Regions from separate parts of the Homo sapiens genome. Here region 2 is linked to region 1. Evidence: read pairs that join two places in POLR2A ChIA-PET (ENCODE). Cell type or tissue: Caco-2. All regions are shown on one strand. Each heading gives the region's core, and the rest is flanking DNA. Links, peaks and the distances in the headings are about the cores only.

Region 1 (5,276 bases), core at 526-4,525:
GTAATCCCAGCTACTAGGAAGGCTGAGGCAGGAGAATCACTTGAACCTGGGAGGCGGAGCTTGCAGTGAGCCGAGATTGCACCATTGCATTCCAGCCTGGGCCACAGAATGAGACTCTGTCTCAAGGAAAGAAAGAGAGAAAGAAAGAGAGAAAGAAAGAGAGAAAGAGAGAGAGAGAGCGGGCGAGAGAGAGAGAGAAGGAAGGAAGGAAGGAAGGAAGGAGAGAAAGAAAGAAAGAAAGGTTGAAAAGGAGGAACTGTTGTTGATAACAGAAAATGTAAACTGGTGAGCCTGACATCAAATCCTGGCCGACTTCCAGGGTGGAGGAGGACACAGATGGCCGGAGAGGACCAGGGTGGGTACCTAAGTCACCAGGAGCCCACATGGTTCTCTAAGAAGCAGTTGTGGTGGCTGAACGTTTGGGTCTCTACAGGGCCACCTGGCTGGGAAACACAGGGAAAAGCCAGGAACCCTGGATGTAAATGTTGCTACGGCATTTGAACATCACTCTTGGACATTCTTGTGCTCAGATAAAAAATCGGGGCTGACCGGCAGCCTAGCTTGCTGGAGGGGAGGTATAGCTGATTGAATACACAGACCAAAATGTGGGGTTGGCTTGAAAACTGTCAGGATGGGCCACGTGTGTTGATCCACGTGGGATTGCACAGACGCACCCTGTGGGTTCTTACTGTAAAACCCCTGCGTCTGGGAAATGCTTTGTCTTCGTGGCACAAACTGTTCCTCTGTTCCTTTTGTCTCCAAGTCCCCTGTTACTCCAGAAGTCCCTTCTCCCAAGCCTTTTCTTTTTTCTTTTCTTTTCTTTTCTTTCTTTCTTTTTTTTGAGACGGAGTCTCGCTCTGTCGCCCAGGCTGGAGTGCAACGGCACAATCTCAACTCACTGCAAACTCCGCCTCCTGTGTAGCTGGGATTACAGGCAACTGCCATCATGCCCAGCTAATTTTTGTATTTTTAGTAGAGGTGGGGTTTCACCATGTTGGTCAGGTTGGTCTCAAACTCCTGACCTGAAGTGATCCACCCGCCTCGGCCTCCCAAAGCGCTGGGATTACAGGCATGAGCCACCGCGCCCAGCCCTCCCAAGCCATTTCTCTGGATCCTGAAGCTAGAGAAGACCTCAGAGAATGGTCTGATGCTGCCCAGAAACCACAAAGGTGGAACATGGTGCATCCCTGTTTTACAGACAAGGGAGGGGACTGATTCTTAGGGAAGGGAAGTGACCTGTCCTATTAGAACCCAGGCGTCAGCTCTCCACCCATCTTCACTTGGTCAAAGTTGGAGGAAAGGGGGCCTTCAGCAGCACCAGGAGGGAATGATAACCAGGCTTCCCTGTCCAGCGCCCTCCCACCATCCCCGCAGCCATGGCCCAGTTGAGATCTTCCATACCTGGGACATGCAGTCAGTCATCACTGATCCAGCCATCTGTGTTGGGAGCCTACTGTGCATCTAGAACAGCCTACTGTTCTAGATGGCGAGGGAAGAGGGACGAACGCAACAGACACAGAGGTCCTTGCCACAGTGCTCCTAGCCCAGCTTGAGCAGCCAGTGCCCCGCCCTGCCTTCCCCTCATCCACGGCCTCTGTGGTCTCCTGGTTGCACACAGAGGGTCCTATTAACCTCCGGAGGCCAGGAGGTCTGTGAGTTTGGGCCTCATATTCAGGAAAGATCTACTTCAACTTTCAAGATTTTGTAGACCCAAACACGGGTCTACAAATGGCCGTTGCATGGTAGTTGTGTCAGAAGTGTTAGTTTGATCAATGTAAACTATTTAGAATGCAGAATGGCTTTGCTACCCCTATTTGATATTTCTTCACGCTTTCAATATAACCAAGCCTTATGCACCTGCTCCAGGTAAGCACCCTGTCCTGGCTGTGACTTAGTGGCCCCCTCGGGTTGGGGCAGCTTCCATGAGCTCATGCATTTTATTTTATTTATTTTTTCATTTTTATTTTTTGAGACTGTCGCCCAGGCTGGAGTGCAGTGGTATGATCTCGGCTCACTGACACGGCCGCCTCCTGGGTTCAAGTGATTTTCCTGCCTCAGCCTCCCGAGTAGCTGGGATTACAGGCACCTGCCACCACACCCGGCTAATTTTTTTCTATTTTTAGTAGAGATGGGGTTTCACCATTTTGGCCAGGCTGGTCTGGAACTCCTGACCTCAGGTCATCCACCCACCTTGGCCTCCCAAAGCGTTGGGATTACAGGCCTGAGCCACTGCGCCCGGCCAGAGCTCATGCATTTTAAAGGTGAGAAAGCCAAGGCATGTCTTCTCCCCCTCCCCCAGCTCAGCCCCCTCACAAAACATGCACAGGTGCACACAAGCATACATGCATGAACATTTGCCTATGCACACATGCTGACCGTGCACACACACATGCACATGCACACTGGACAACTGCACACACTCCCGCCCCAGACCCTGGCTGTGCCCTCCTGTGAGTCACAAGGTGACTCACAGGCACCTCCCTCCTCTCTGATCTTCAGGGTAGGGGAGAGACAGTAAAAGGGAGAGGGAGAAGAGATGTCTCAAAGCCAAACCTAAGAAAGTGACTTTGGGTCCAGCTGGGGCCTGAGGGACAATCAGGGTCAGGGCTGGGGATCCAGGGTGTCCTGCCTGTGCCAGCCCGGAAAACAAGGCACATCAGCACCAAGTCACCAAGGCCCTCCTTCTCTCACAAGCTCCCCTCCCTGTGGGCTCTTTCCCCGCCTGCTGGACCCAGGTTCCAGCTGGAGGGGAGGAAGCCACTAAGATGCAGTGGGGGAAAGTGATGCCCTCACAAACATAATACCACGACACCACACCCCGGGACACCCCCCAGTCACCACCCACAGCCTCCCAGTGGCTTCGTGGGGGATGTGGGTTGTTCAGACTGCAGCCAGCAATCACCAATAACCACCTGGCCCCAACACATCCCTGGCCTAGACACAAAGTCTTCAAATACCCAGGCCTTTTTTTTTTTTTCAGACAGAGTTTCGCTCTTGTTGCCCAGGCTGGAATGCAGTGGCGCGATCTTGGCTAACCGCAACTTCTGCCTCCCTGGTTCAAGCAATTCTCCTGCCTCAGCCTCCCGAGTAGCTGGATTACAGGCATGTGCCACCACACCTAGCTAATTTTGTATTTTTAGTAGAGATGGGGTTTCTCCATGTTGGTCAGGCTGGTCTCGAACTCCCGACCTAAGGTGATCTGCCCACCTCAGTCTCCCAAAGTGTTGGGATTACAGGCATGAGCCACCGCGCCCAACCTACGCTTTTTTTTTTTCAGCTTCAATCACCTGGGCTTGAGTGATCCTCCTGCCTCAGCCTCCCAAGTAGCTAGAATTACAGGAATGTACCACCACGCTCTTTTTTTTTTTTTTTTTTTTTCGGTTGTAGAGATGGGGTTTCTCCATGTTGCTCAGGCTTGTCTCAGACTCCTGGCCTCAAGCAATCCACCAGCCTTGGCCTCCCAAAGTGCTGGGACTGAAGGATGAGCCACTGTGCCCAACCTTCACCTGGTTCTTTACATGCAATCCCTGGGAAGGCTGTGTAGACAGAGTGGGAAGAGTCACTTGGCTTCACAGACGGAAGCCTGGAAGGGGCAAGGCAGGATTTGAAACCCAGGGAGGGGCTGGGGGTTCTGGAGCGCTAGCTTCCAGAGGGTGGAGGCCAGGTCACCGCTGATTTTGGTGGTCATGTTACCTGTACCCCACCCGGGCCATAACCTCCATGGAGTGAGCGGCAGGTGCGCTGGGAGAGCTGGGGGTCTGGGGTCAGGACTGCTGGGGGTGGGGCGACCTGGCCAAGTCAGCACCCCACCCCTGCCTCAGTTTCCCCATTTGAGGAATTTGCCATTGCTGACTCTTCTGAAGCTCTATTATACCAGGACTCAGAAAAGAAAATGAGGGTACCCTGAGGCTGTCTGCAGCTGGGCTGACTGATGGGGGGACCTCTAAGGATGCTTCCCCGCTGTTCCCCTGTTGCTGCCCCCAACTCAGCTGCCAGGGAAAGACGCCCAATATCCCCATTTCCTCAAAGCCCCCTCCTCATGGGAGTCCTCCTCTGGGCTGAACCCTGGACTCCATTCTCCTCTCCTGTCCTGGGGGGCTGGGAGGGAGGTGAATTGGGCCTGACCTGAGCCTCCTGGGGAGATGGGGCTTGGAGAGTAGGGTCAGCCCTGGGTCTAGAAGCTTCTCCCTAGCAGTGCCCAGCTGCTTCCCAGGCCATAGACAGGTGGCCTGGAGCAGGGCTGGGGCAGGCCTCAGGCGGCCCCCACACCCCTGCTTCCGCCTTGAATAGCAGAAACATTCCTACATCTGTCATGGGAAGACGGCCAGCTCCGCCTTCACCCAGGAAACCAAACATTCCCGCTGTGCCCAGCCTTCTTCCCACAAAGTATCAGGGCGTTCGGGGCACCCCACCCCACCCCATGGCCAAGGGGCAGGTGTGTGGGAGAAACCCCCAAGACCTGAGACCTCAGCTTCTGCTGCAGATGCCTGCTCCCTTCCTACACACACACACACACACACACACACACAATACTACCAGCAAAACACAGACATACTCACAGGTGCAAAAGCTCCCAGCCACACCCACAGACAGCTGTACACACACGAACACACACTGGCCACTCACCACAGACCCACAGAGAGGGGGTGCAAACATGCACACACAGTGTTGTTCCCTGCAGCTGAGCTCCCAGAGAACGGAGATCCTGACTCAGTAGTGCTGGTGCACAGTAGGTCTGCAGTGAGTGCCCTTCGGCACCTACCAGCTTTGAACCTCAGTGTGAGGGGTATATTCCTCCATCCACTCCGTTGCCCTCTTCCGCCGCTAGGCTGTGAGTTTCCATGGACAGGATCCTTGTCTGGGGCACAGCTGCATCCCCAGAACGAACACAAGACTTGGTACGTAGCAGGTACCATCCCACAGGATCATGGTCCTGCTGTCACTCCTCCAATCTCCCAAACCAGCTTCCAAGTCACTGCCTGATTCTTCAGGAGAGGAGAGGTGGTCTTGCCATCCTGCCAGAACCCAGGGCACCGAGCCCCTCCTCTCTCACGCACTCAAAGTCACCACTATCTGACCCCTCACCCCTGCACCCTCATGTCCCCAGCCTGCCCCGCCCTTCTCCCAGGACATGGTCCTGCCTGTCCTGCCTCCTGCCCTGGCCATACTCACTTCCCTGCCGCAGTCTGGCCAGCCTCAAGGTCAAGTTCACTGTGCCAGGTGTGAGGGTGAAGAGGACACCCTCAGTCCCTGTCTCAGGGAGCACAAGGCAAACA
Region 2 (4,527 bases), core at 528-4,527, 220 kb after region 1:
TACTCGTATTCACCCAGTCAAATGGATGTTCTCCCCATCCTAGAGGTGTGCACCCAACAATTAGAGCAATCACAAGAGCACACACTTCCTAATGAGAAAGTTCCAGAAGGATTATCCTGAATACCTTGAAAGGCTCAGATTGCAAACTTGGCTGGCAGGCATTTCCTTCACCTGCTGGGCTGTTGACCACTGAATCTCCTGATTTTAGGCTCCAAGATTATGGCCCATGCCCCCCAGGCCGCACCTCGTTCCTTACCAGGTTCTTCCTACCCCCTCCCCCAGGAGATTGCTGCGATGATTGACACTGAGTTTGCCAAGCAGACCTCCCTGGACGCAGTGGCCCAGGCCGTCGTGGACCGGGTGAAGCGCATCCACAGCGACACCTTCGCCAGTGGTGGGGAGCGTGCCAGGTTCTGCCCCCGGCACGAGGACATGACCCTGCTAGTGAGGAACTTTGGCTACCCGCTGGGCGAAATGAGCCAGCCCACACCGAGCCCAGCCCCAGGTACGTGTGCTGTGCAGACAGGCAGTGCCTGGGGATGCCATCTGGGGGCCAGAGGTGGGTGCAGAGCCCCCGAGGCTGCTTGAAACGGAGATGGAGTCAGGAGGCCTGGCTCTGAGTGGCTCTAATTCAGGTTCTCTGATTTTTAGCCTCTCTGAGCTGAGTGTTGATTTTTGCTCTTTTGTCTGTAAAATGAGGTTAATACCACCTGCCCCGGCAACCTCCCAGAACCTGAGTGCCCCAGCAAGCAATTCACAGAGCCCTGAAGCCACATAATAGAGATGATGGCCACCACTGATTGAGTGCCTCCCTTGTGCCAGGCACACAGCCTGCCTTATTCCCTTCAGTCCTCATGGGCAACCCTAAAGACAGGTGGTACCCCTGTTTTCCAGAGAGGGAAACTGAGGCTGAAGAATGAAGGGACCTGGAAGAGATTAGGCATGTGGACAGATGGTCAGGCCCCAAGGCCTGTCTGTCCCTGGGCTGCACTGGAGCAGGGCAGGGAGAAGGACGTTTTGCTTTTTACCTATGTCATTCTTCAACCAAGTTCTCAGGAAAAGAGGTGGCTGCTCTTTCCCGTGCTCCCCCCAGTGCTGCTCAGCACTAAGACCTTCGGTTCCTGAGGGCTGCATTTCTTTTTCTTTGCTTTAAACAAGCAAATCTTAGATAAAGCTCAGGCATCCACAGACAGATTTGTTCTCCCATGGACACCAGGGTTATTGGAGTTTCTCTGGCCTGTTTTTATTGCAACCATATTTTTATTGGGTCAGCCTCAACTGGGAGCAAACTTATCCTCTGAATTAAAGCATCCATGGGAAGCCAGGCAGTAACCCTTTCCTTGAGGCAACTCGAGCACCAGCAGGATTTACTGCTATAAGGAGTTCTCAGCCCGGCCTGGAAGAGTCTCTGACAAGGGACACTCCTCCTGAGCTGTCCCAAGGGGCAGGGGGCCCCACTGGGCTTGGGGAGCCAGGCATGGCCGCCACCCACACTCAGCCCTCAGGCACCACCCCATCAGGCCATGGAGCAGCTATGCCCCTGCTACCCTGGGTTTCTCCTCAGCTGCTGCCTGAGGCCCCCACTCTCTTCCTCCCAAAGCTGCAGGAGGACGAGTGTACCCTGTGTCTGTGCCATACTCCAGCGCCCAGAGCACCAGCAAGACCAGCGTGACCCTCTCCCTTGTCATGCCCTCCCAGGGCCAGATGGTCAACGGGGCTCACAGTGCTTCCACCCTGGACGAAGCCACCCCCACCCTCACCAAGTAAGTCCCTTCCCCACTGAGCCACCCCCAGCCCTGTCACCCCCGTGTGTGTCCTGTGGCACCAGGACAGAAATGGCCATGGGGCCAAGGCTTGTGGATGAGATGCCCTGGGGTCTGGAATTCCCCAGCTCCGTGCCTGGTGAGGGAGGTCTCCCTAGAAACTGAGGCAGGTGCGATTTTTGGTCAGGTGGCTGATGGTCCCAGCCTACTTCTCGTATTTTCTTGTGGGCCCATCTGCTGGTTTCATTCAGTGGAAGGTTTCCTTTCATTCCTCACCTCGGTGTGATGTGGGGTGGCTTCCTGTGGTGTCCTTGCTTGAGGACATTGTCTGGCCTGTACTGGCTTGTCAGAGCCCATGCTTTCTGGCTAATGTGCTTGATTTTAGCTTTGAAGTGAGTTCTCTGGTTTTGGGGCAGGGGGCGAGGTAGAGGCAACAGCCTGAGGGGGATGCGGCCAGGCCCCCTCCAGCCGCAGACCTGCCTGACAGGTCTGGAGTACACCCCACCCCCTTCACTTCCTTAGAATGTGCACTCCCCACACCAGGGGACCCAGATCTGGTTTCCACATTCCAGCCCTGCATGGAATGATAGAGATGCCACACCCAGCCCACTCTGAGGATGGAGTGCGCAGGATGTGGCCAATTAGAAAGGCCCTGGAGGGGGGTGGGCGGCCTGCATGCCTCTGCCCCATCAGGGGGCCTTCCTTTCCCTCTGCCTCTGGGTTGTGGATGCTGCGACTGCTGCCACGGGGCTAGAAAGGCCTGCCAGGCCGAGCAAGCTCCTTGGGCATCCTGAGTGCAGTAGGGGTGGCCTCTCCAGCACCCCTGCCGGGCTGCCTGGAGGAGTCCTCCAGCTGTGTCCACAAAGCAGAGTGTGAGCGCTGTGGCCCTAGACAAGGCAGGACAACCCACTCTCCTCCCCTGCCTGTGTTCCTCACTCCTTTCAGCGTCTGAGCCATAGTTGGTCCCACCATGGGCTGGCCCTGTGCTGGTGCTGGGCAGCGCTAACAGGCAGTTCCAGCTGTGATAGAAGGTGGGTGCCCGTCCCCACCCAGCTGATGAGAAGAGATTGAAGGGGAGGGGGGCGAAGGAAGGTTTTCTAGAAGAAGACACCTTGCCCGCCCTGCTGAGTAGGTCCTGGGTTGGGACGGGTTTAGAGAGATGGTAATGGACAGTCGGTGGTTCAGCTTCACCCGAGGAACTTCCTGTGATGACGGGAGTGCTCGCGTGGGTGCTGTCCTGTCACGGCGTCTCTAGCCACTTGTGGCTATTAGACGCTTGAACTGAGTGTTCCATTTTCTTTCCATTTTTTTGAGACGGAGTTTCACTCTTGTTGCCCAGGCTGGAGTGCAATGGCAAAATCTTGGCCCACTGCAACCTCTGCCTCCCAGGTTCAACCAATTCTCCTGCCTCAACCTCCCGAGCAGCTGGGATTACAGGCACACGCCACCATGCCTGGGTAAATTTTTTTTGTATTTTTAGTAGAGATGGGGTTTCACCGTGTTGGCCAGGCTGATCTCGAACTCCTGACCTCAGGTGATCCACCCGTCTTGGCCTCCCAAAGTGCTGGGATTACAGGCATGAGCCACCGCGCCCAGCCCCATTTTCTTTACCTTTAGTTCATTTAAGTAGCCACATGCATCTGGTGCTTTAAAATTTGACTTTTTATCTGTTCCTAAGATCATCTGGCTGGGCCAGCTCCTATGGTCACCTCTGCCAGAAAGGCCTGTGGCCCAAGAGGCTGGTAGAGGCAGGGGCCATTCTGTCCCCACTCTGCCCCAGGCCCCTTGACCCGGCTGCTTCTGATTGACTCCCTCCCCTGTTGTCCTGCAGCCAAAGCCCGACCTTAACCCTGCAGTCCACCAACACGCACACGCAGAGCAGCAGCTCCAGCTCTGACGGAGGCCTCTTCCGCTCCCGGCCCGCCCACTCGCTCCCGCCTGGCGAGGACGGTCGTGTTGAGCCCTATGTGGACTTTGCTGAGTTTTACCGCCTCTGGAGCGTGGACCATGGCGAGCAGAGCGTGGTGACAGCACCGTAGGGCAGCCGGAGAATGCAGCCCAAGCAGGGCCTGGCATGGGGCAGGACAGGGTCCAGCCTTTTCCTAACATCTGCCTGTGCCACAACGGCCAGCAGGTGCCCCATCCTCTGCCCACAGCAGACTCTGTCCCATGGCTCTCCGGGCAGTAGAGTGTGTGAGTGCAGACTGGACCTGTGGTTCATACCTTGTCACCACCCGGGAAGCTGAAGGCCACTTCCTCCCAGATGGCCTCAGCCAGGACCATCGCCCTTTCTCAGAGCAGAGGGCCAGGTATAGAAACCGCAGTGGGCCTGCAAGCCGCCCGAGCCTCCCCAGCAGCCTCCTACAGAGCAGGAAGAGGCGCCCTGTGAACCCTGAGTGTTGCAGGCCCAGCAGACCCTGCTGTCCCAAGCCCACCCCTCCTCCCACCATCACCTCCCTCACCTCGGGACAGTAGCCCTCCACTTCTCCAGCCTCTCAGCCCTGTGCTCCTGCATCCAGAGTGGAACCCAGGCTGGTGTCCGCATCTGTCCCTGGGCCCCACCCCTGGACCTGCCTTGGTTGTGTCATCTGTTGTAAACGTTCAGGAGGACCAGGGCAGCATCTGGGGCCTGGGATGGCCACAGAAGGGGCAGGCCAGGTGGAAAGGAGCCAGGGGGAAGTGGTCTAAGAGACCTGGAACTGCCAGAGGATGGCGGCCTGGGCTTCCCCAGAGCCAGGCGTGCGGGAGAGGTGAGGACTGGCCC

The links. Peaks named below come from ENCODE experiments on the same cell type or tissue, not always from the same donor. Only the 100,000 strongest peaks of a DNase experiment are listed, where the experiment ranks them.
Region 2: POLR2A ChIA-PET joins it to region 1 with 7 read pairs; 2 of 35 experiments call an interaction of 5 or more read pairs at or near these places.

The regions. Positions count from the first base shown.
Region 1 is chr22:39,203,022-39,208,297 of GRCh38, forward strand. No RefSeq gene overlaps it. Among named protein-coding and RNA genes, the nearest start is that of PDGFB, 39 kb to the right of the region's middle. RefSeq lists enhancers at 1,974-2,913, 2,886-2,935. In Caco-2, for the core only: no CTCF peak of the experiment used is centred there; a DNase peak (open chromatin) is centred at 2,460.
Region 2 is chr22:39,426,421-39,430,947 of GRCh38, forward strand. TAB1 (TGF-beta activated kinase 1 (MAP3K7) binding protein 1) reads left to right here. Exons shown (of 11, transcript NM_006116.3): 9 at 283-505; 10 at 1,601-1,763; 11 at 3,595-4,527. The coding sequence ends at 3,802. Among named protein-coding and RNA genes, the nearest start is that of MGAT3, 28 kb to the right of the region's middle. RefSeq lists an enhancer at 2,460-3,102. In Caco-2, for the core only: no CTCF peak of the experiment used is centred there; a DNase peak (open chromatin) is centred at 2,311.